2 separate regions of the Homo sapiens genome follow, and region 1 is linked to region 2. Evidence: chromatin loops called from intact Hi-C (ENCODE). Cell type or tissue: sigmoid colon. All regions are shown on one strand. Links, peaks and the distances in the headings refer to the core of each region. The heading gives the core; the rest is flanking DNA. Region 1 overlaps COL13A1 (collagen type XIII alpha 1 chain). Region 2 holds the start of FAM241B (family with sequence similarity 241 member B).

Evidence for each region. Peaks named below come from ENCODE experiments on the same cell type or tissue, not always from the same donor. Only the 100,000 strongest peaks of a DNase experiment are listed, where the experiment ranks them.
Region 1: a loop joins it to region 2, with 5 times the contacts of the local background. A loop is called at or near these places in 3 of 110 quality-filtered maps.

Annotation. Positions count from the first base shown.
Region 1 is chr10:69,910,003-69,921,380 of GRCh38, reverse strand. It overlaps COL13A1 (collagen type XIII alpha 1 chain), which reads right to left. Exons shown (of 41, transcript NM_001368882.1): 18 at 4,048-4,092; 19 at 3,064-3,096; 20 at 2,293-2,319; 21 at 1,654-1,716. Among named protein-coding and RNA genes, the nearest start is that of LINC02636, 94 kb to the left of the region's middle. RefSeq lists enhancers at 4,143-4,822, 6,622-6,671 and a silencer at 6,472-6,561. In sigmoid colon, for the core only: CTCF peaks have their summits at 6,312 and 6,534 (motif pointing right); DNase peaks (open chromatin) are centred at 6,560, 8,582 and 9,600; H3K27me3 peaks cover 523 bases.
Region 2 is chr10:69,622,390-69,634,066 of GRCh38, reverse strand. FAM241B (family with sequence similarity 241 member B) reads right to left here and starts at 3,820. Exons shown (of 4, transcript NM_145306.3): 1 at 3,754-3,820; 2 at 2,520-2,587; 3 at 2,228-2,358; 4 at 471-1,277. The coding sequence starts at 2,323. The coding sequence ends at 1,008. RefSeq lists an enhancer at 2,392-3,277. In sigmoid colon, for the core only: a CTCF peak has its summit at 3,880 (motif pointing left); a DNase peak (open chromatin) is centred at 3,806; H3K4me3 peaks cover 1,245 bases.

The DNA of each region.
Region 1 (11,378 bases), core at 3,379-11,378, 280 kb before region 2:
AATGTAATGAGTTAGGATGAAGTCCCATGGGAGTAGGGTGAGCCCCTATCCAATGTGCTGATGTCCTTTTTATAAAAGGGAGAAATTTGGGCACAGACATGCACACAGGGAAATGCCATATGGAGATGGAGGCAGAGATTGGGGTGATACGTCTATAAGCCAAGGAATGCCAAAGATTGCCAGCAAGCACCAGAAGCCGGGAGAGAGGCTTGGAGCAGATTCTCCCCCTTGGCCCTCAGATGGAGCCCGCCCTGCTAACACCTTGCTTTTGGACTTCCAGCTTCCAGAACTGTGGGACAATGAATTTCTTCTGCTCAAGCCACCCAGCCTGTAGTACTTTGTTACCACAGCCCTAGCAAAATAATACACTTCCCTACCCAGCTTCTTCCACTACGGAAGAACTCTTTTTCCCCCATGACATGAATCAAAGAGCCCCTTAGAGATGCTGAACCCCATTCTCATTTCACAGATTTGGTGAGGGAAGCCCCAAGAGGTTACGTGACTGGTGGCCAACCCCTTACTGAGTCAGTGGCAGAGGCAGGTCGAGCCCGTCTCCCTGATGCTCTGCCTTCTTTTCACAGAGCAGCTGTATTGGTCAGCTCAGGCGGCCATAACAAAGTCTGGGTGGCTTTGACAGCAGAAATGTATTTTCTTACAGTTCTGGATGCTGGAAGTCTGAGATCAGGGTGCCAGTATGGCCAGGTTCTGGTGAGAGCCCTCTTCCTGCCTTGAATATGACAGCTTTCTTGCCGTGTTCTCACAAGGCAGAGAGGGAGAACGGTCTCTCAAAGGTCTCTCTCTTTCTTCCCCTTCTTCTAGGGCCACCAATCCTATTGGATTAGGGCCTCGACCTTATGGTCTCATTTAACCTTAATGACCTCCCCAAGGCCCTATCTAAATACAGCCACACTGGAGGTGAGGGCTTCAACATATGGGTCTGGGATGGACATATTCAGTGCACAGCAGTGTCCAATATCAGGTGAGTGTCCAAGAGCACCCCACCAGCAGGGCTGGGGTATCAGGTCAGCACAAGAAGCTTTGCTACCCATGGCCCTGGGGAGAGGCAGTTCTCATGTGTAATAATGTGAGCTGAGGGCTCTGGGCTTATAATTTGGTCAGATGTCTCAATGAACATTCATTCCAGTGGGAGCCACAGAAGGTGCCACACCAAGTCTTTTGGTGTCGTCTCCTTGGCACCTGCCCCAGGGTAGCAGCTGAACGGTAAAGTAGCCTGAGGCTGGCCAAGAGGGGTTGTGGAGGGCCAGGCAGAGGCCCTGGCAGTGGGAGGGAGCCCCTGCTGCCCTGTCCTGCCTGGGCTGCTCCTGCAGATGTGCTTAGTTTGGGTATCCTTCGGAAGCAGGCCATGTGGAGAAGGAAAGGATGTGGATCCTTGGGGAGCAGAGGTGGAAGGAGGCAAGTTCCTCCTTCTGCTAGGCTTTCTGCTGGGTAATCAAGGCTGCCCAGGAGAGTGGGTGTGCTCTTGAGTGTGGGTTTCTGAAGCTTGGCCAGGCCGTCCTGCCACTCCCCTCATCTCGGAACACATGCACCAACAGCACGCTGCAGGCGACACACCAGCCATGGAGGAAGGCCAGAGAGTAGGGGAATGGTGAGGCTAGGATGAAGGGGCACACACTCAAATACACGATATCCTACCCTCTGCCCCCTCTTTCCCAGCAAACCTGGGGGCCCCGGCTTCCCTTCTGCTCCTGGGTCTCCCTTTGGGGTAAGAAGAGAAAGTCACTGATAAGAAGATGGGGCAGGCAGTGAGGGGTAGGATGGGCAGTGATCATTGACCAGCATTTCCAGAATACTTGTCCCTTAAGCTTTTCCTCTTTAAAAAAGGGTGTTCTGGTCAAAAACGTTTTGAAAATGCCACATAAGATATTTCCTTTTGAGAGCTCCTCAATGCACATTTAGCAAATTAAAGGTTCTGAGAAGGTCTGCAGCAAAGAAACCTGTGTAATATTTCTAACCTAGCATTTCTCAAACTTTTTTTCTTGTCACATATCTTATTGTCACACCTCTTATTGTCACACAAGAGGGAAAGAGAACCCTGTGGGTGCAGGGGACAATAGTCACTGCCTGCTGCAGCTGGCATGCCTGCAGGCCAGGACCCAGGGAGGGGGAGGCATTTGCAGTGTGCTCCTGACCAGTGGGCCCTTCTCTGCTTAGCCAGGTCCCCAGTCCCAGGCCAGCCTCAGGGGGACCAAGAGCAAAACAGCAGCAGCCCCTCCCACCTCTGCCCATGACCGATGCTCTGTGCAGCCCGGAACATTCTCTCTGCATCAGTACCTTGGTTCCTGGGATCCCTGGCTCACCCTGTGTGGAAAAAGAGAAACAAATGTGAGAGACAGAAAAAGCAGAAACAAATGAGCAAGGCACCTGTTGGTGGAGGTGGGGTTGGGGGCAGTCAGGGTGGGGTTAGTGAAACATCTGGCCAGCCCCGGCTCTTCTCTGTTCAGGCATCAGGTCCCAGGCCAAAGGAGGCCTATCAGGCTACTGACCCTTAGAGGGTCCTATTCTTCCCCAGGTGAGGGGTGTGGCAGGTGGGAGCATAAGTGAGGCAGCCCAGGAGGAAAGAGAGGAAGGAATGGACATTTGGTTTGGACATGGTGCCCCCTGTAAGTGCACCTGCTGTGAAGATAGAATTTGAGCACTTGTTTTTCCAGGCTGTCCTCACATCTGCCTGCCAACCAAATGGGCAGTTAGGGTGGGGGTTCTGGAGATGAACTCCTGCTCTCTCTGAAGCTTTGGAAGCATATAGCTGCCCAATTACAGAGCATAAAGGAAAGATCTGGGCTGCCTTCCTGCTGCCTTGGTGCATTGGCAGGCTAGTGAGTTGAGGCAGGAAACCATTGCTACTTACTTGCAAGGCTTAGTTACACATCTGTGGCTCAAGGTTATGCACCTGGCACAAATGTTACTTTGAGAAAAATGTTTCCAAATCCTGTATGCCCCCTCATTGGTCTGGCAGCCACCCCACTGAGTCTAAGATTTCCAGCTCTGCCCGCTCTCTTCTCTCCCACCCTGTCCCTGATGTGTTGGTTACAACAGTCCACTGACCTTCATCCCAGCCACGGCAATTCCGGGCGCCCCCTGGCAGAGAGAGAAAAAAAAAGGTCTGAAGACATTCTGCAGCGAGGGGGCAGCAGGGGGCGGGGGGCAGTGGACAGCCTCCCCATGGTGTGATGAGAAGGAGGACCGCTCACTCCTCCCAACCCCGCAACCACCAACCCCACCTGGGAGGTGGGGGCGCTGAGCTGACGCCACGAGAATGGACCCTGAGGAAGGGGCTTTGTGTAGCTCAGTCTGCGGGGCTCCCTGGGCTTCCCAACCACCTGCATGGCTCCTGGCCTCTCCTGGGAGGCACAGTGGGGACTGTGGGGCACTAGATGGGGCTGGGAGGGGGTCCCTGGGGTGGAAGGGGGAGCTTCGTTGGAATATGAAAGGAGGAGGAGGAGGAGGAGATGGGAAGGGAGACGGCAGGAGAATGGAAAGCCACGGGAGAGGGGTGCAGAATAGATGACAAAGTAAAGGGGCTGATTTCACCAGGGACAGTCGCCCCCAGTGTTTGGTTGGCATTACCCTCACAGTCAGCTCTGTGCACCTCTGCCCTCATGGACTGGGGAGTGGCTGGAGTGAACCCTGTTTTCATATCAGCTTTGTGAAAGCTGATATGAAAACCCTGTTTTCACATCACCTGATATCATTTCACTTTGAGAGATAGATGATGCCCAAAGTGCCCCTTAGCAAATCTCAAGTGGAGGTGATTTTTGGGGGCCCCTACTCTCCACTTGGGTCTTAGGACTGCAGTGGAGCTAGTGGTACCTGAGATGGCTTTTTATGACCCAGGGATGCCCAGGAGGAGGCCGCCCGCATCAGGGGGCACTGATGAGAGACCACAATGCTGCAGCTGGGAGAACCAGGGCAGGCAGAAGGAGGCCCAAAGAGCTGGGACTCCAGAGTGTCCCCAGAGCTGAGGAGAGAGGGATGGGCACTGGGGGAGGGGCCTTGGGGCTGCCTGGGATGTGGGGAAGGGGGAGGTACCTTGGCTCCATGCTTGCCTGGCATCCCTGGCATGCCCCGTTCTCCCTGGAGGAAGAAATGAGAAAGCATGAGGAGAGGACCAGACTCGGGGCCTGTCAGCCTGCAAGGATGTCGGTGAGAATGTCTTGTCTGGAGGCTGGGATGGCTGTCCGGTTCATGTTGAGCTCTGAGGACCCTGCCCTGGTGGCAGCTGTGTGGGCCCCTGTCCTCAGCTATGTGAACTTGCAGGAGGGCCCCAATTACAGGTCACAGAGCAGGAAAGGCCCCCAGACAGAGAGGCTTACCTAGTGGAATGCAAGTTCAGCAAGAGAAGTGACTGGCCCAAGATCTACCTACCACCCTGTGGTTGAGCTGTACCTGGAACTTGGGCTGTGGGACGGGACCAGGGGCAGGAGCCACCCATTGGCTGCTTACCTACTGCACACCTTCCCTCTGGTCCCTGCCTGGGACTTCTTGCCTCATTTTCACTCCAGCAGCTTTGCTAGGATGATACCTTCTGGCTGAGCCAGACAGGAGCTCTCTTCTCTTTTCATCTGGGGTTCCTTTCCCTTCCAAGTCCTCTGGGTCTAACTCTCCCCAAGGGCATGTGTCCCTGCCCATTTATCTGCACCCCATTTCTGACCCTACTTGTCCAGAGGCACAGGTAGGGTCACCTGTCCATTGTTGCTCCTCTGGGACAGCATGGGGTCGCTCTACCATCGTGGCACTGCCCTATCTTTATGTTCAACATCTTTACTTCTCCAGAAAAATGCCAAGTCTATGACAGTAAGGTGAGATCAGGAAGAAGGACACACCACAAGGAGGTGGAGTTGGAGATGACAGCCAGGGACAAGTGGGAGGCCAAGAGCAGGTGAGTCAGGACTATCATCGGCTACATCAGGGGAGTGGGGAGGGCAGCTCCTGGCTCTGGGAGTTGAATCCTATGCAGTGCCTGAGCACGAAGCCCCAGCTGGGGCCCGGGATGGTGTCCAGCAACAGGTGACTGCAGCCAGCCTGCTGCCACTTCCTCCATCTGAAGGCCAGCGCTGTGGATGGGCAACACAGAGTGTGACAATCCTGCTCCCGGCCCAGCTGCCCCATTGGGTGTGACTGCTGTGGCTGCCAGGCCAGGCTGCAGTTCCCATAGGCTTAAAGGCAGAGGGGATCTGGTGTTCTCTGGCTTCCTTCTCAGCTGTCCACACTCTCCCTTTCCTGCCATCTTACAGGAGGTCCTCGTCCATCCTTCTCCTTACCAAGGCTAGAGGACTTCCACCCTCTTCCTCCGTGATGGGTCTTCCATGCAAGTGTCCAGTTAAGCTTCTTAACACACAGGCTGGATAGCGAGACCCCTGCCTTAAAACATCCTTGGCCTGCTGTTGACAGTAGGAAAAGGACCAGGTTCCTGAGCATGACGTTCTGACCCCTGCTTCCTTCCTAGCCTCATCACCTGATATCATGTCATGATATCACTAGTTTCTGTGTCCTGCTAGTTTCTGTGTCCCTGAAAACACTACCCATTTCCACGGTCTGTCTTTCTTCCATTTCAACTTAAAACCCTATTCATCATTTGGAGTCTTGGTTGATAGAGCACCCAGTTCTTGTCTGGTGCCCTGGGCTGAGCTGCCCTCGCACACTGACTCCTGCACCCCTATGGACCACAGACCTGAGGGCCTCTGAGTAGAGAGGGGCTCTGCCCTGTTTTCAGCCTGCAGAGGCTGTTTGATGGGAGTGGGGCCCTTTTATCTCTTCTATGAAGCTTTTTGCTATCCCCTATAACTCAGCGCTGCATCCTCAATGCGACAGGGACCACTTAGCGTTTGTAATCGGCACACACAAATTTATGTCTGCCTGAGATGGCTTCACTTTTATCCTCTTTGGGCCAAGTCTCTAAATTCTACAGAAGGCCTAGAATCTTTAGTTCCCAATGCCAGAGCCCTCTCTCAGCATGACCCCACCAGTGACCCCTGAACCATAGGTGGGATGGCAGAGCTAAATTCAGGAAGTTACCATGGCTGAAAATCTAGAGCCCAAGGCTTGCTCTAGACACTAACTTCCTTCTTGTGGGACTGAGAGAGAAGGGCACAGCCACTTACTGCAGCTGCCATGTGTCTGCACTGGACTGAAAAGCTTTACAACCTTCCTCTCTTCCATCTCCAACAATCCCTTCCAATGTGGGAGTGGACGTTATTCTTGCTTCACAAGTAAGCTAACTGCGGCTCACAGAGGACAGGTATGATTGCCAAGGTCATGCAGCCTAGGGCTTTGGATAGTCTGTTGTCTGTTATGCCAAGGTACTTATTTCTCTTGGCCAACCCAAGTATCAGATGGACTGATGTTCCGTCTGCTTCCACCAAACAGCCTTTGCAGGCTGAAAGCGGAGCAGAGCCCCTCTTTGCTTGGTGGGGGTCCTTAGGTCTGTGGCCCATCATAGGGGTGCAGGGGTCAGAGTGTGGGGGCCGCTCAGCGCAGGATGCCCAGAAAAGCTCACTGCCTGTGTGCACAGCCGCTCTGTGGCCAGCAGAGGGCGTGACAGTACCTCATCTGAAGTCTGGCTACTCCCGCCACAGCGGTCTCCAAGCCCTCTCAGTAGTACCAGCTGAGGGCTCCTGTCATTCTTTCCTTTGGAGGGTCCCCTGCTAGCATTCTGAATGACCAGACCAGTTTGACTCAGTACAGAGGCCCCCACAGTCCTCTGGTGTGGGTGCAGGTGGGAGGTCAGCTTGGGAGTCCTTGACTATTCAGAGGCCCCCGTCATCCCTCTCTTCTACTTTCTCTGTCTTTTCTCTTGCTTTCCCTCAATGCCTCTGCCCTCTTCTTCCCACCTCCATTTCGAGGAGCTGGGCTGGCAGTGCAGGTGACCACAGATAAGCCACTTTCTCCCACTGGTCCAGGGTTCTTGGTTGCAAAGTGCGGTTAGATCAGATACCTCCCATCCACTGGTGCTCCTGTCTCTTCCCACCCACCCCAGCCCTTTCTCTGCTCCCCTGCACAGCCCTTTGGAAGGAGAGAGGCCAAAGCTGGGGAGGTGCCATTTGGCTTGGTTGGCAGCTCCAGAAAAAGGCTCTGTGGGGTGGGGAGGGACTCTTAGCTTTGGTTAAAAATGCAGCTCTAGGAGGGGTCTCAGTGGGTCCCTGCTCTCCCTTCCTCCTGCCCAGAGGGGTGCTCCTGCAGGGAGGAGGTGGTGTCTGCTTCAAGCTTGTCTCTGGGCTTCTGTCTCCAATCCTGGAAGAAACTGTGCAGAGCAAAACCCCGGAGCGTGAGAGTCTCCAGGCTAATTGGGGTTGTCCTCAGCCCCTGTTGATGTGAGTGTGTAAAGACACAATCAGGTACTCAGGGGAAATCAGAGCCCCAGGAGCCTCCTCGGGAGGCAGCCCTCCTTGTTAGGGTGGCTGACCTTCGCCCCTTCCCTCCTCTCTGGGTCAATTCTCTTAATTTCGCAAGTGACCCGGGCTTCCTTGATCCCCATGGCAGGGCCTCCCTCCCTCCCACCCCCTTGCTTGGCAGGAAGCAGGGGCGCCCCCACTGGCCTCCCCCAGCTGACCTCGCTCTGCCGCTCACTCCACTCTCATTAGGCTCACTCCCTGGGGCTTGTCTCCAGGGACCTGCCCCTGCCTGACCTCTGAACTGGGGAATGGCTTCTCCTAAAGCCAAAAACATTGGTTCCTGGATGATGGGGAGGTGAGAGTCATTATCAAGGACTCCAGCGTCGTCGCTGTGGCTGGGGCCCATGTGCAGGAGGCAGGAGGCGGGGGAGGGGGAGGGCGTGGTTATTGCCCGAGGAGGACAGTGGCCCACCTCTGTTCAGAGGACTGTTCCTTGGGGCATGTCTTTGTGTGAGCCTGTCTAAGGGCTCCTTCTTTTCTAATTCCCCTCCTAGGTTTTCCTATTTAAAAAGTGTATTAGTAATTGTGCTCAGTTTCCATCCACTCACTCATCACTGTCTTGGTTTTTGGAGGGCCTGGCTCACTCAGTCCAGCAAAGCCCACAGGCCTCAATTCACCTCCTCTATCTCTGCCCCCTCTTGTCTCCCCAGAAGGGACTCAGAAGTTCCCCTGGGGGCTCTCAGCCGCCTTACTTGGGCTGGGGAAGTGGGTGCTCTGAGCCTTACAAAAGGTCTTGGCCACGTGCATGGTGTGATGGCAGAAGCTGTGACTCCTGGGCCAACATCCAGCCACCCCTCTGCAAGGCTGGCTTTTTAACCTCAGTGCCAAGAACCAATGCAGGAAGGGATGGATTGTAGTCATTGTGGCTGAGAAGGCTCTAGGGGAGCACAAGTGGGTAGAGAGGCGTTTGCTTTGAATGACCTTGAAGGCCTGTCCCATCCCTGATTTTGAGGCTGCCACTCAGACTCCCCAGCTGGGCACTGCACCTGAGCACCACACAGCATTGATAGGTCCTCTGTTCTGGTCCAAGATTCCAGGTGGGAGGATGCATCCTTTACAGAGATGATAGAATGGAAGTGAGCTCCTTGGAGCATAAACCAGCCAAGCTCTGCTCCTGTGGGAGTGGCCTCTTAATTGGCGATTTACTGTTTGTTGAACAAGCTGGGCAGGGACTTGGCAAGAAAGCACAGTCTAGAGGAAGGAAGGGGGCTTTACGGTCAGCTCCCAGCCAAGGTCAGGCCAGGGAAGCACGGGGAAGTAAATGAAGTTCTCTAAGATTAGGCCTGGTTTCTGCTGCAGCCAGGTCTGGGTTGGAAGGCCCTGAGCAAATGCATCTGGTGGCACAGGCTCTTTGTTCTCTGTAAGGGAGGAGGAAGGCCCGCCTGAGAGTGTGGGGAGTTTGCGGGGAGGGGTGGGGGTGGGGGGCGGTCGGTGGACAGCTCAAGCCTCAAGCCTGGACCAGGGTCTTTTCCCTAGGCCAGAAAAGCCAGGTGTGGAGGGCTAACGGTTTTCTCCCTATAAAGAGTTCCCAGGTCTTCCTTCCGGGAAAAAGGCAGCTCAGTTCCTGCTTCCCTGCTACAGCCATCTTCCACACCAGAGAGGACCGGAACCGCGGAAATCCTAGTTCCTCCTGTAATTAGGGCCGGCAGGAAGTGATCCGGGGAATTACCGGGGTCGGGTGCCCCATTGAAGGCCAGGGCTTTGGAAGGGCAGCTGGCTTATAATCTCAATTTGAGATCGGTTGATTTTGTAGTTAGTTCCAAAAAGAAAAGTCAGCTCTAATTAATCTTGGACTTTGGAGTGCATGAAAAACAAAGCCCAGAGTGCTCAGGGTGGGGGCTGGGGTCGCTTTAGTCTCCACAAGGTCTCAGATCAGAGGCCCAGATCTTAGTTTTCTTATCTTTAATGCGAATGGTCCCCACTAGGATTTCACAGCTTTCAAAGAAAATGCTGTCCCCGCACTAGCAGGCTCCTGCATCTAGGGCTTCCATCTGCACGGAGCACTCAGTGGGAGTGGGAACCGCATGGGCTACTCAGGTCCTACAGGAGCCGGAGGGGTGCAGGAAGGTTTCAGGAATAGCTGTCGTGGAAGGTTGGGGCAAGCTGCCTCCTCCAGGCTTTATTGGGAGTCCTGAAACCATCCCAACTCCCTGAGGGACTTATTTGGATGGAGTCAGTGCCAATGGGCAAAGCACTCCACTTCCTTAATTCTTTGGCAAGAGCAACACACCAAGTACTCCCTGTTCTCTGCTGCAGACTCTGCAGACATGCTCCCAGGGAGCCTGGAGACTCAGAGAAAGGCCTGAATCCAGCCTTCTCTTACAAGAACGAAAACAGCTCAGCTGCCACCTCCTTTCCTTCCATTCATGGAGGGGTATGGGGGAAGGTCTACTGGAAATCATCATGGGGTCCCCCAGGGCTGCTAAGAGGCAGATAGTAAAGCCATTCAGAGCAAGGCTTTGGGATCACACAGACCTGGCTTCTCTATTTCCTAGCTGTGGACCTCGGGGAAAATGGCCTCTGTGAACCTCAGTATGCTCATCCATAAGTTGGGAATTGAGTAAAACCTACCTCACAGGGTTGTTACAAGGATTCAATAAGTTGATGCATGCAAAGTGCCTAGTACACAGCCTGGCTTGTTGAAGAAGCCAGTAAGGTAGTTACAATTGCACGAGTTATCATTCTACAGAAGTGTGTCCACCACACGGGCCCTTGCTCTGGCTGGCAGATCAGAATCCTCATGCCCTTTGGCTGAAGCATTGAGAAGGGGCAAGGGGAAGGGCCAGCACAGCCACAGAATGAAGGCTGAGATGGCTGGGTGGGTGGGCTTCTGTCCCTGTGCCCTTCCCCAGCCCTCTAGCCATCTCATCATAGGGCCCATCCACTCTCCTCCCCAGGGCATTCCTGTTTCTGGGGAGCCCCACTGGCCTCCAGGAGGGGTAGCTGCAGTTGCAAACAGCTCTAGCCTGAAGCTCTCATTTCCTCCTCTGGTCTGAAACCCACAGCCTGAAAGAGGGGAATGTGTGTTTCAGCCATGGTCCTTCATGCAAACCATGAGGCTTAACATCCAGGCCACCACAGGCATCAAATGCGCCCCCAAAGTGAGACAGACAGACCAGTTCTGCGTACTTAAAAGATAAGCTCTCACCAGGTTTTGTGATCCACACACAATCTGACAATACTCGTCAACCCCCTTGAAAGAGAGCCAAGGTTGTAATGTTTTAAACACGCTTTGCATCTTGCAACATATTTAAAGTAGATCAGTGTCATAAATTTGGATCAAATAGATACCACATGGGTGCACAACAATACTCGCAGTGTCTAGGCAGGAGGGCTGGCCCTGACTGGGGCATGGGGGCAGCACAGGGGCTGCTGGCCACACTGGGCTTTGATCTCAAGGAACTGATGGAGAAGCCTGCCTTGCGGGTCTGGCTGGCTTTTAAGAGGATACCAGGCCCAGTCCAGCTGCTGGGGGTGGTGGTGGACATTAGCAAACTTCATAGACTGAGAGCCTGTGGTGTCAGAAAGGTGTCCCTCCAAGTGGGTCAGATCTCTGGGGTGAAGCAAGGAAGCTCATGTGGGGGGCCCATCAGTTACCCCACAGGTCCCGCTCACATCCTGACCTCAAGAGGCAGTCACATGGCCCCTGTCTCAGCTTGGCATCCCCAGCTGCTGGCACTGCTCCTCCCCAGGGTGGTAGGGGAGGCCAAACTCATCTTCCCAGCCCCTGAGACCAAGCCACCCTTCGTGTTAGTGCCTCCTCCGTAGGCCTTACTCCAAGCAGAGAGCAGAGCATGGAGGAGAGAATAAAAGAGAGGACTGATGGGCAATAGAAGGGAGGTAGGGGGACAGCCCTCCACATCCCAAAGAAACCATTAGTAGGTGGAGGTTGGGAGGGTTGGTCTGTGCAGTTAGCTTAGCCTGGGGTGAGTCCCCTGAGCAGATATTCAACTTCTGCACCAGGGTGCA
Region 2 (11,677 bases), core at 1-8,000:
TCCTCTCCAGAGAAGCAGGGCATCCTCATTCCACATGCACCATTTTCTAAGGAGAATGCACTGCAGCCAGGGGTGACAGAAGCCTCTGGAGGGTGAAAGAGGCTGAGCAGCCTCTGGTCAGGAAGGTCTCCTTAAGCAAGGGAGACCTCGGACCTGCACCCCAGCTCTCCCGACCCTGCAGCCTCACCAGCCATTCTGGCCAGAGGAACCCTCCCCACAAAGCTGACCATCATGCCTGGCATCTCAGAGTGAGGCTGGAAGTTATCCACACATCAGGCAAGGGGTCCAAGCCAGATCTCATCTAGACCTTCTCTCCTAGTTCTGCGTTCCTACTGAGAAAATCTTAGAAACCACCCTCTGAGGTCAAATGCTCGCTGCTGCCTGTTCCCCGAACCCAATCCCTCTTTACCATGTTTTCCGGATCTGCATGCAGGTGTACGATTATTCATACATTTCTTTATATGGACTCATTTTTACTTAAATCTATTTATTGAAAAGGTCACAATAAATAGAATGCCACTACCACTTGTCCTAAACAATAAAGTAGCCAATAAAAATATACCATTAAAACAAAAACAGTGCTAAAAAAGTCTGGAATTTTTTCCACCTGCCCTAAGCCCAAGTCCTGCTCCCTAGGCAGAGGAGACGTCGGCATGTCTTCCACAGGCATCGGAACATGTTGGCATCCAGCTGAGATCTTCTCGGCATAAAAGGATTGAGAGAATTGGGAAGGGCATCGCTTTCTTGCTCTGATTTTGTGCCACTTAATGCAGGCCCCATACCACCTAAAAGTATCTTGGGAACCAACGGACCCACCCACACTTTGGAAATGCTGGACTAACGTCTCCCTCTGCCTCACGCTTAACACAAAGGGGAAACACACACCTGTGGTCCCCTCTCTGATCATACCTTCAAGGCACCACCAGATCCCCTCCAAATATGCCTGCTCTCACACCAAGGCCCAGCAAGTCCCTCTCAACAAACCCACCCCTATCAGCCCTCAGAGGTCACCGCTGACTCAGGTGGGACACCAGGTAGACAAGGCCAACCAGGAGGAGGCCACGAACACCAAGCATCATGAGCAGGAAGAGGAGCAGGATGGAGGTCACCGGCTCCACAGCATGGTTGCCAAGATGCCACTGCGGAAAGCCCATGTTCACCAGCTGCCGGTTGAGGTCATTGAAGGGGGACTGAGCAGCACCCAGCCTGGCACCTGCCTGCTGCTGGCGGGGGCCAGGACCCCCTGGGGGAGCACCATGGCCCCTGTTGAAGAAGCTCTGGAATGTGAAGACAGAGAGAGATGAATGAATCATTGGGTTGACGCACCAGCCAGGAATCAACCTCTCTAGGCTGCATCCTGCCCTTCCTACAGCCACCCAGGGTCACACCCTCCTTTCTCAGCAATCCCCCATGCCACCCATAAGAATCCCAACAACCAAGTCACAAGCTCTCAGAGCACAGAACATGCCAGTCTATATTCCTCACATCAGGCCCAGGACAGAGGAGAGAGGAAGTGGTTGAGGCAGGTTGGACTACAGGGCATGGCTCTAGGGCCAGCATTTTTAATACTCATCATCACTCCTTTCTTTTTTTTTTTTTTTTTTTTTTTGAGACGGAGTCTCGCTCTGTCACCCAGGCTGGAGTGCAATGGCGCGATCTCAGCTCACTGCAACCTCCGCCTCCCAGGTTCAAGCGATTCTCCTGCCTCAGCCTCCTGAGTAGCTGGGATTACAGGCATGCACCACCACACCTGGCTAATTTTGTATTTTTAGTAGAGATGGGGTTTCATCATGTTGGTCAGGCTGGTCTCAAACTCCTGGCCTCCTGATCCGCCCACCTCAGCCTCCCAAAGTGCTGGGATTACAGGTGTGAGCCACCGCGCCCAGCCACCCCTTTAAAATGATTATTCTGTGCCCAGGGCTCATCTCCTCCACTTCCTCTCCAGCTTCTGTCATCCAACCCACTCTTAAAAGAAAGACGCTAGCTCCAGTGAGGTTTGCTAACCAAGTTAAAGGAGAGAGAGCTCTTGGCTGTGAAGTCTGGGGAGGCGCCTGGAGAAAGGAGATCTGGGGAGGTAGACAATAAGCCACTGCATCTTCCCCAGCTCTCTGCAAAGAGGGCTTCAGGCTAGAAAAGGTTAGTGACCAGCAAGAGAGACTTCTGGAAGCTAGGAGTAGCCAGTACACAGGAGGCCATCTGTCCCACTCCACAGGAAATGAGTACCTACCTGTCGAGGAATGCTACCTCTTGGTGGCTGGGTAGTGGTCCTCACTCGGGGGTCGTCATCCTGCACGATTTCCCCATTGGCCAAGATCCGCACCATCCTCCCAGGCGCTGTGGGTCCCTGATGGGCTGCACCTGCATTGTGTGGTCAGGGTGGGCAGGCTAATGGAAGCCAAGTGGCACAGAAGTTCTCCCCACCACAAAACCTTTAGCTGTTAGTGATCTGGGACCAGACTCGTGAAGATCTGTGGAGGATTTTCCCCCTGACCTCAAAAAGCTTGAAGGAAAAAATTTACCAGAAATTGAGGGAGGCTTGCAGTCAGTGATGTTCACAGAGGTGACCCACGCTGAGTAGATGCTGTGTCTGATTAACAAAAAGGGGAGAAATAAAGGCAAGTTGTTTGCCAGGCAAAAAGATTTCAGACATTGAGTCCACCAGGAAAACTATCAAAAAGATCCTTGGCAAAGGAAGTTTTACTGCCAATCACTACACTGCCAACAGCACAACTGGGACTAGAGCCTCTGCTGTGGCCCACGCCCCGTGGAAGGCCCATCCTGCAAGGCTCACCTCACTCAAGCCTCACAACACTCCCCCGAGGAGGGTACTAGCGCGGCCATTGCACAGGCGGAGGCACAGGGAGACTTAAGTGGCCTGCCCGGGATCACACCTACGGACAGCAGAGAAGGAACACGAGGCCAGAAGCTCTGGTTCTAGGGCCCTCCCTGGGTACTAAACTGGGAGTCCAGGGCACCAGCATCCCCAGTGGGGTTCCAATTCCCTTCCACTAAAAAATGGGTCGAGTGTGTTGCTCCCCCAGGGAGTCAATGTCACCACCTGGGCCTTCCCCAGGAACACCCAGGGAGATGAGGGTCACTTCGGGGTTACTTTACAACCACTGCCTGGTAGCGGCAGACCATCCTAGCCATCATGCGCCTCGGAAGAGCACACCTTTGCTGCAGAGGGCACGCCCCTCACCTGTCCCTCACTTCGCAGGGAACACCAGTCCAACCTTGGCTAACGGGCGCAGGGCCCAGCCTTCCCAAAATATGGGAGGGGGTTGCTGCGGTGGCCCTCGAAAGGCTCCACTCCGCGGACCCCTGGACTGCGGGGCCCCTCCACGCCTCCCCTTGAGTCTGGGTAAAGGCCATTCATTCTCAGGAGATGAGCCTCAGTGTCCACCTACATTCCAGATAGCACTGGTGACATGTATGCCGAAAAAGGTCAGGAGCCCTGTGGTCTTGCCCGTAGCCTGGAGCCCGGGACAGGCGCGTCCCCCTCCTGAAGCCCGCTGGCCCTGGCGCAGGCCGAGCGGATGGTGGTCGCGCGCAGTCCCTTTGTGCTTTGTCATCGCGCCCCCGCCCGGTGGGCCACCCGCGCGCCCGGCCCGCGGCGCACCTGACATTCCGGGCCGGGGGCGGGAGGGACGCTGCCCCGGCCGCCAGCCCCAGCCTCTGGAGCCCGACACCGGCTCCAAGTCCCGGCCCGGGCTGCAGCGAGGGATGCGCTCCCTCCCCGGCGCGGCGACTCACCTGCAGGCGCGACTCCGGGCCTCGGCGGCGTCCACTCCCGGCGGCTCCAGGCGGTTTCCTCCCACCTGACCTCACAGGAAGCGCGCGCCGGAGGGGCGCGGCCCAGTGGCGGCGCACATCGCCCTCTGTAGGCCGCCTGAGGAATTGCACCTGCCCGGCCCAGGGTTGGGGGCGGCGCGGGGTGCTGGGGGTCGGGGAGATGGGGCGTGGGAAGGAGTGGGAGGTGGGGATGGAGAGAAAAGAGGATGGGAGGAGAAGACACGTGGAAAAGAAGGAGAAGAAGGAGGAGGGAGAAAAGAAGGAAAAGGAAGCGGCGTCCACGGAGGAAAAACCCAGGGGGTGGGGGCGCCCTGGCCTGGGAGGAAGGGCGGGCGCAGGCTCAGATGACCAGTGTTATGTTTGCTGACCCAGCTCCGTGGATGCCCCTTGAGTAGGACCCAACCCTGCCCTCTAGGAGTTCCAAGTTCAGTGGGGAAGATGAGGCAGGAACGGGGCAGAACCCTCTGTAGGCTTCCAGGAGAAGATGCGTTTGAGCTGGGGCAGGAGGGTAGGTAAGGATAGAGAAGGTCACTCTTGGCAGAAGGAACCACCTGCAGGGAGTGAATGATCCACCTCTGCCTCCTTCCTGATGTTTTAAAATCCACTTCTCCCCCACCACCTTCATAAGCTGCTCCCTGTGGACCTGCTCACCAGTGGGGGAGAATGAGCTGTGCAGTCCCACAGTCTGGGTTCAGGTTCTGGACTCTAGCAAGTTACTTAGCTGCTCAGTGTCACAAAGCAGGTGTAATCATAGCCTTACAGGACTTCTGTGAAGATTAAGTATGATGTCTCTGGCACATTGGCAATGTTGATAAACGTTAGCTATGATTATCATTTAATAAATGTTTGTGGGAGTGGCAGATATTTGTTGAGCATTTATTAGAACCCAGATTCTGCTAGCTGCTGGGCAGAAGGAACAAAACTAAGAGAGAGATTTAGACCTGGCCTGGAGGACTCATAGTCGGCCACCATAGTCTGATTATTTGATCATGAAACCTTATCAGCAAAAAATGTTTCACGGGTCGCTCTGGTATCTGTATCTTATTTATATGTTACTATTTTTGTTTGTTTCTAAATTACACATGTGTACTGTGAGAACAGATTGGCATGATGGATAAAAGGTGGCTGCTGGAGCCATCCTGTGTTTGAATGTTGGTGTGACTGCTTTCTGGCACTTTCGTGTCAAGTGCTTGGATGAGAGCCTGGCTGCAGTACATGCTCAACGGCTGCTGACTGTTATGATCATTACCTCTTCTACTATCAAGTCGATTGTAAAGCATGCACATTTTAAAAGCATAGGATGTAAAGTAAATATAAACCAAAATCCTAGTGCTTTCTCCCCACACCCCAGTGTGTTCCAGGTATGCCAAGTGCACGCATGAAAGCAGTAATCACAAGGCAGGATGCCCGATTGTCAGAGGTGGCCTGTGATCCCAAATCGCAATGTGCACATTGGAATTACCTGGAATGTTTAGAAACCATCCCAATACCTAGGTTCCACCCCAGAGATCACAATGTCGTTGATCTGGGTTACAATCTGTGCATGGAGACATTTTAAAAACCAGTCTTCTAATGAGCAGCTAGGGCCGAGAAACACTGCCTTCCATGAACAGAACCCCATAAGTAGGTCACGGAACTCAGGAGCCCCAAGAGGGAGGTAACCTCTGTGGGCTGGGAAACCAGGGGATACAGGCAGAAAATCATGGATGTTTTCAGGAAGATTTGAGCTGGTATAACTGCTGCCAGAGAGATACACTCCAGCTGGAGAGAACCGTAAGAGTCGAGAGGAAGAAGCAAGTCCCTACAGAAAAGTCAAGAACAGCTTTGGGGTGGGAAGTGATAGTGCTTGACTGGACTTAGAAATAGCCTATTATTACCAACTAAAATAGCCTAAGGAGGCAACATACCACTTTTGCTATCTCTCCACCTTCTTCAGGTGTCTCTCCTGCTCAAGAACCTGCAATGGTCCCTACTGTCTGCTCCAACAAGCCCCAACTCATTGGCAAGGCTTTGACAACCCTCCAACTCTAGCCCCAGCACACTGTCAGCAACTCCTTCCCTCAGCTCTGCCCACCTGGCCTCTTTGCTTTCCCTGAAGTAGATCACCCAAAGGCCTGCTTTGCTTGGGCCTGAATATCTGCTGGAAGGCCAGCTCCACCCAATCTAAATCCCTTCATCCACAAACGTGATTGTTTCATGTAATAATAATAATAACCCCTATATGTGCAGAGTCCTTACTTCCAAAGTGTTTTCCCAGAGACCACTTCATTCTTTTTTGGATTATGAAATAGAAAGAGTAGGTGTTATTATTCCTCTTTTACCAAGGTGAAATTGAGGCTCAGAGACAAGGTAGATGATGAGCCCAAGGTCAGTGACAGAGCCAGCGTTCAAATGAAGGCAGGTCCCCGGGCTCTGCATTCCAGGCTTTTGCATCCACCAAACAGACTCCCCTGAGTTCATCTCAGCTCTGCAGCCTCTTTACAATTGTGCCCCCACCTTCCCCAGTGCCATCAGCACAAGATTGGGCATTGGGTCATGCCTTAACCCCAACATGTGGTCAATAAAAATGTGCTTTTGGTTTTCTGTTCATAGCAGAGGTCATAATTTTTAAGTCAGGTGTCCTGGCCTGTTCTCTGACTCTGCAGGTGGGAACAACTGTTTCTGCCTCAAAAGAGAATGGCATGATGATAATGGTGATGTCATTTTAAATATATTAATCTATCTATCTCTTTCTCCTGCTATTTCCCCCTGTCTCTTTCCCCTACTCTGGCAGACACTATGCCTGTGTTTATTACTCAGAGAATGGTGTGGGAGAAAGGCAGCACTAGCTTGCCAGTGCCCACTGTTGGTGCCTCCTTAGGCCTGTGGCCATGGAAGACAGTATGACAGGGGCCTCTTCAGAGAAAACACTGGGAAAGGAGGAAATGATGGGAGCATAGGTGTTGTGTGCTGGATCTCAAAGGTGGGCATGAGGCTTGGGAAAGGGAATGGCCAGATAGTGAGTATGACAGGTAGGGCCTTATATGGCCTTGTGGAAATCCTTGGGTCCATTGTGTCTGAGGTGTGGTGGAAGGATTCTTGTGCTCCAGCAATGACAAGGGAGTAGTAAGTAGTAGTAGTAGTAGTAGTAGTAGTAGTAGTAGTAGTAGTAGTGGGAAAATTGCTGGACTTGAAAGGGTCAGGTAGACAGGTATGAAGGGTGGTTCAGTGATGGCCCTCATCCATGGACAGATGATGGGGGACCAGAGGATTGATGGAGGCCTCAGAAAACACCTTACATAGTCAGAAGACTGGAGTGGCCCCACAATATCTTGGTTATATGTAAGTATGTAAGTCCCCTAAGACATAAACCCACCTAGGTGTAATATATTAGCTTGAGTACAGGCTATGCTGCTGGAACAAAAAAAATATACAGTGACTCAATCAAGTAGATGGGCAGCTCTGCTTCACAAGGCCAGCCAAGGACATCCACTCTTCCTAGCTTATTGCTCCCCTACACCCTAGGATGCCACCCTTATTTGCGTCGTCAAAACTGCCTCACCAACTTCTTCGCCATATGCAGCTCATGGAAAGGTGAGACAGAAGAAATGAGGGCTAGTGATTTCTTTTAAAGAAAAGTATTGTAGGTGTAGCACATATTACTTCCCTCACATTCCATTGTGAAGAACGAGTCACATGGCTACAGGGCAGGCACTGATATCCCTGTGTCATTCCGGATATTGGTACTTGTGTCTTCTATCTTGTGTCTTTCACTTTTGCTAGAGGTTTATCAATCTTATTGACTGATCTTTTCAAAGAACCAGCGCTGCTTCACTGAGTCTTCTGTTTCTATTTTTCTGTTTTCAATTTCATTGATTTCTGCTCTTATCTTTATTATTTCCTTCCTTCTGTTTGCTTTGGGTTTATTTTGTTCTTCTGTTTCTAAGTTCTTGAGTCGGGAGTTTAGATTATTGATTTGAGATGTTTCAATGTAAACATTTAGTGCTATAAATTTCCCTGTTAGCACTTTTAGCTGTGCCCCACACATTTTGACGTGTATTTTCATTTTCATTTAGTTATATGTATTTTTAAATTTCTTTTGCTACTTCCCCTTTGGTCCATGGATTATGTTAAAGGATCATTTAGTCTACAAGTGTTGGAGATTTCCTGTTATCTTTCCATTATTGGTTCTAGTAATTACATTGTGGTCAGAGAACACACTCTGTATGAGTTCAATTCTTTTAAGTTTGTTGAGGTTTGTTCTAGGGCCCAGGATATGGTCTATCTTGATGAATGTTTCATAGAAGGTTGAAAAGAATATCCATTCTGCTGGTTTTGGATGGAATGTTCCATAAATCTTTCTTTTTCTTTACTTTTCTTTTCTTTTTTTTTTTTTTGTGACAGGTTCTGGCTCTGTCATCAAGGCTGGAGTGCAGTGGCGTAATCACAGCTCTCTGCAGCCTTGACCTCCTGCCTTAGCTTCCCAAGTAGCTGGGACTACAGGTATGTGCCCAGCTAATTTTTAAAATTTTTTATATAGATGGGTTCTTGCTATGTTGCACAGGCTGGTCTTGAACTCCTGGGCTCAAGCAATCCTCTTGCCTCAGCCTCCCAAAGTGCTGGGATCACAAGTGTGAGTTGCCATGCCCAGCCTATGAATGTTGTTTACATGCTGTTGTTTGATGGTGTTGTATATTTTTTATGATTTTCTGACTAATTGTTCTATCAACTGTTGAAAGAGACATATTGATATCTCTAACAATAATTATACATTTGTCTATTTCTCCTGCCAGTTTTTGCGTCACATGTTTTGCAGCTCTGTTGTTTGGTACGTACACATTTAGTTTTGATATGTCTTCTTGGTGGATTGATTGTTTCATCATACATAATGTCTCTTTCCATCTCTGGTAATTTTTCTTGCTCTGAAGTCCTGCTTTTCTTTAATTCATGTTTGCATAATATACCTTTTTCCATCATTTTACTTTCAACTTGCCTAAATTGTTATATTTGAAGAGAATTTCTTATACACAGAATATAGGTGGATCATGTTTTTAATCCACTCTGCCAGACTGCCTTTTATTTGGATTATTTAGACCATTACATTTAATGTAATTAGTGACACATTAGGGCTTAAATTGCCAATTTATTTTTTGTTTCTGTTTGTTCTGTTTGTCATTTCTCTGTTTTTGTTTTTGTTTTTTTTCATTCCTGTAATCCTGTGGGTTACTTGAACACTTTTTAAAATTCCATTTTGATTTATCGATAGTATTTTATTATGTATATCTCTTTGTATAGCTTATTTAGTAGTTACTCTGGATATAATATATGTACAACTTATCACAGTCCACTGGGGTCAACATTTTATTCATTTGGGTGAAATGTAAGAACCTGCTTCCCTTTATGTTCCTTTACTCGCCCCGTTATACTGTAATTGACTGAAAGATTCTCTCTACATGTGTTTTGAGCCACATCAGTGTTATAATTTTTGCTTTAACAGACAAATATAATTTATAAAATTCAAAAGTAAAAGGAAAGTTTATTGTACTTCCTCATATTTTTGCTTACCATGTTATTTTTTTCTTTCCTACTATTCTAAGTTTCTTTCTTATATTGTTTCCTTTCTATTTGGAGAACTTCCTCTAGCCTTTTTGTTTTAGGGTAGGTCTGGTAACAAATTACTTTCGTTTTCTTTCATCTGTGATTGTCTTGATATACTCTGCATTCACGAAGAATATTTTCACTAGAGAGAGAGTTCTAGTGTTGACTAGATATTTTCACTAGTGTTGACAGTTCTTTCTTTCAACACCTGAAAAATATTGTACCATTTCCCTCTAGCCTCCATGGTATCTAATGAAAAATCTGCTGTTATTTGAATTGTTTTCCCCTAAGGATAAGGTGTCATTTTTTCCCTTGGCTGCTTTCAAGGTATTTTCTTTGTCTTTGATTTTTCAGAAGTTTAATTATGATGTGTTTCAGATGGATTTCCTTGGAATTTTCCTATTTGGGATTCACTCTGTTCTTGAATCAGTAGATTTATATCTGTTGCCAAATTTGGAAAGTTTTTAGCCATTATTTATTTGACTACTTTTTAGCCTCACTCTCCTCCTCTCCTTCTGTGTCTTCAGTGACACAAATGTTAAATCTTTTGTTGTAGTCCTACAGGTCCCTGAGGCTCTGGGTTTTCCTGTTTGTTTGTTTGGTTTTAGTCTATTTTCTGCCTATTTGTTCAGACTGGGCAATTTGTATTGTTCTATTAAATATCTTCCAGCTCACTGATTCCATTCTGCTGTTGAGCCCATCTGCTCAGCCTTTTATTTGAATTATTATACTTTTCCATTTCTCCTTTCCATTAGTTCTTTTTTATGTCTTCTACTCTATTGTTGAGGCTTTCTATTTTGTCACTACTTCAAGCGTGTTCATAATTGCCCAATAAAACATTTATATTTTGGTTGCTTTAAAATCTTTGTCAGATAATTCTAACACCTCTGTCTTTCAGTGTTGCCATCTACTAATGTCTTTTTCATTCAATTTGATGCCTTCCTAGTTCTTAGTTTTGACAAGTGATTTTCTAATAAAATCTGGATTTTTTGCATTATATTATGAGACTCTGGCTCTTATTAAACTTTCTGTTTTAGCTAGCTTTTTCTGTCAGTGCTCCATCAGGGAAAGGAGAGGCACTGCATCATTCATGATCTGTGGAGGTAGAAGCCAAGGTTTCCCACTCAGCCTCATAGACACCCAAGTTATGGGGAGGGAGTGCTCCTCATTACTGCTAAGGGGTATGGGGTTTCCTATTCCCCAGATTGTCTCCACTGACATCATGGTGGGGGAGAGATACATTACCAGATAAGGAAGACTAAGGTACTGACTTCCTATTCAGCCTCTAACACCATTCCAGCAGGGGTTCTGGATGGCTTGTTATGGCCTTAAAAAGGTGTAAGTCTAGGCTTGCCACTTGGTCTTTGCAGGTGTGAGTTTTTCCTGTGGTGTTTGGCTAAAGTAAAGCAGCTATTGGCTAAAAACTTTTAGTCTTTCTAGGTACCTTTCCTAGTACTTTGGCTAGAAAGAGGTGGCTTTTAGGGGGCTTTTGTTATCTATACACTTGGCTGCTTCCAGGTTGCTAGCTTCTTCAGCTGCTAATCCGGGACATATGAGCCAGAAGGCAAACTCACGGAATTCACCCCGTGTTGTGTCTTTCTTCAGATTCCAAAGCCCCCAAACTGCCTGCCTTCTTCTGTCCATCTTTCAAAGTCTTCTTATGTTTGTTTTACACCTAACGTTCAGAGTTTTTAGTTGTACTGAGGAGGAATATAAAAAAGTATATTTTCTCCATCTTCCTGGAAGCAGACATTCAATCTTAAGGTTATAGAAATTAAGAGATTAAGACACTATGACCTAGGTACAGGAATAACAAAATGACCAATCAGTAGATAGAGTCTAGAAACAAACCCATAAACTGGGATTTATGGCAAAGTGGAAGTGCAGAACATAGGAAAAGGAATCTTTTAAATAAATGGTGCTGTGATAATTGGGTATTCCTGTAAGAAAAAAAATGAAATTGGACCCCTACCTAATATATTTGTACATATACCAAAAATAAATTCTTGTATCATTGACCTAAATATGAAAGGCAAAACACAAAGGATTTAGAATATAAATCATATGTATAAATATAAATATAGATATTCTAGACCTCAGAGTAGGAGAAATTTTCTGAACACATTATAAGAAATGCCAACCATAAAGAAAATGATTGATAAATTTTATTACATTAAATTTACATTAAGAACTCATTGATCAAGACTTTTTTTAAGTAAAAAGGCAGCTCCGTGCCCAAGAAAAGGTTTTTTGCAATACATAGAGCCACAAATGATTCATATCCAGAATATACAGAGAGCCTCTAAAA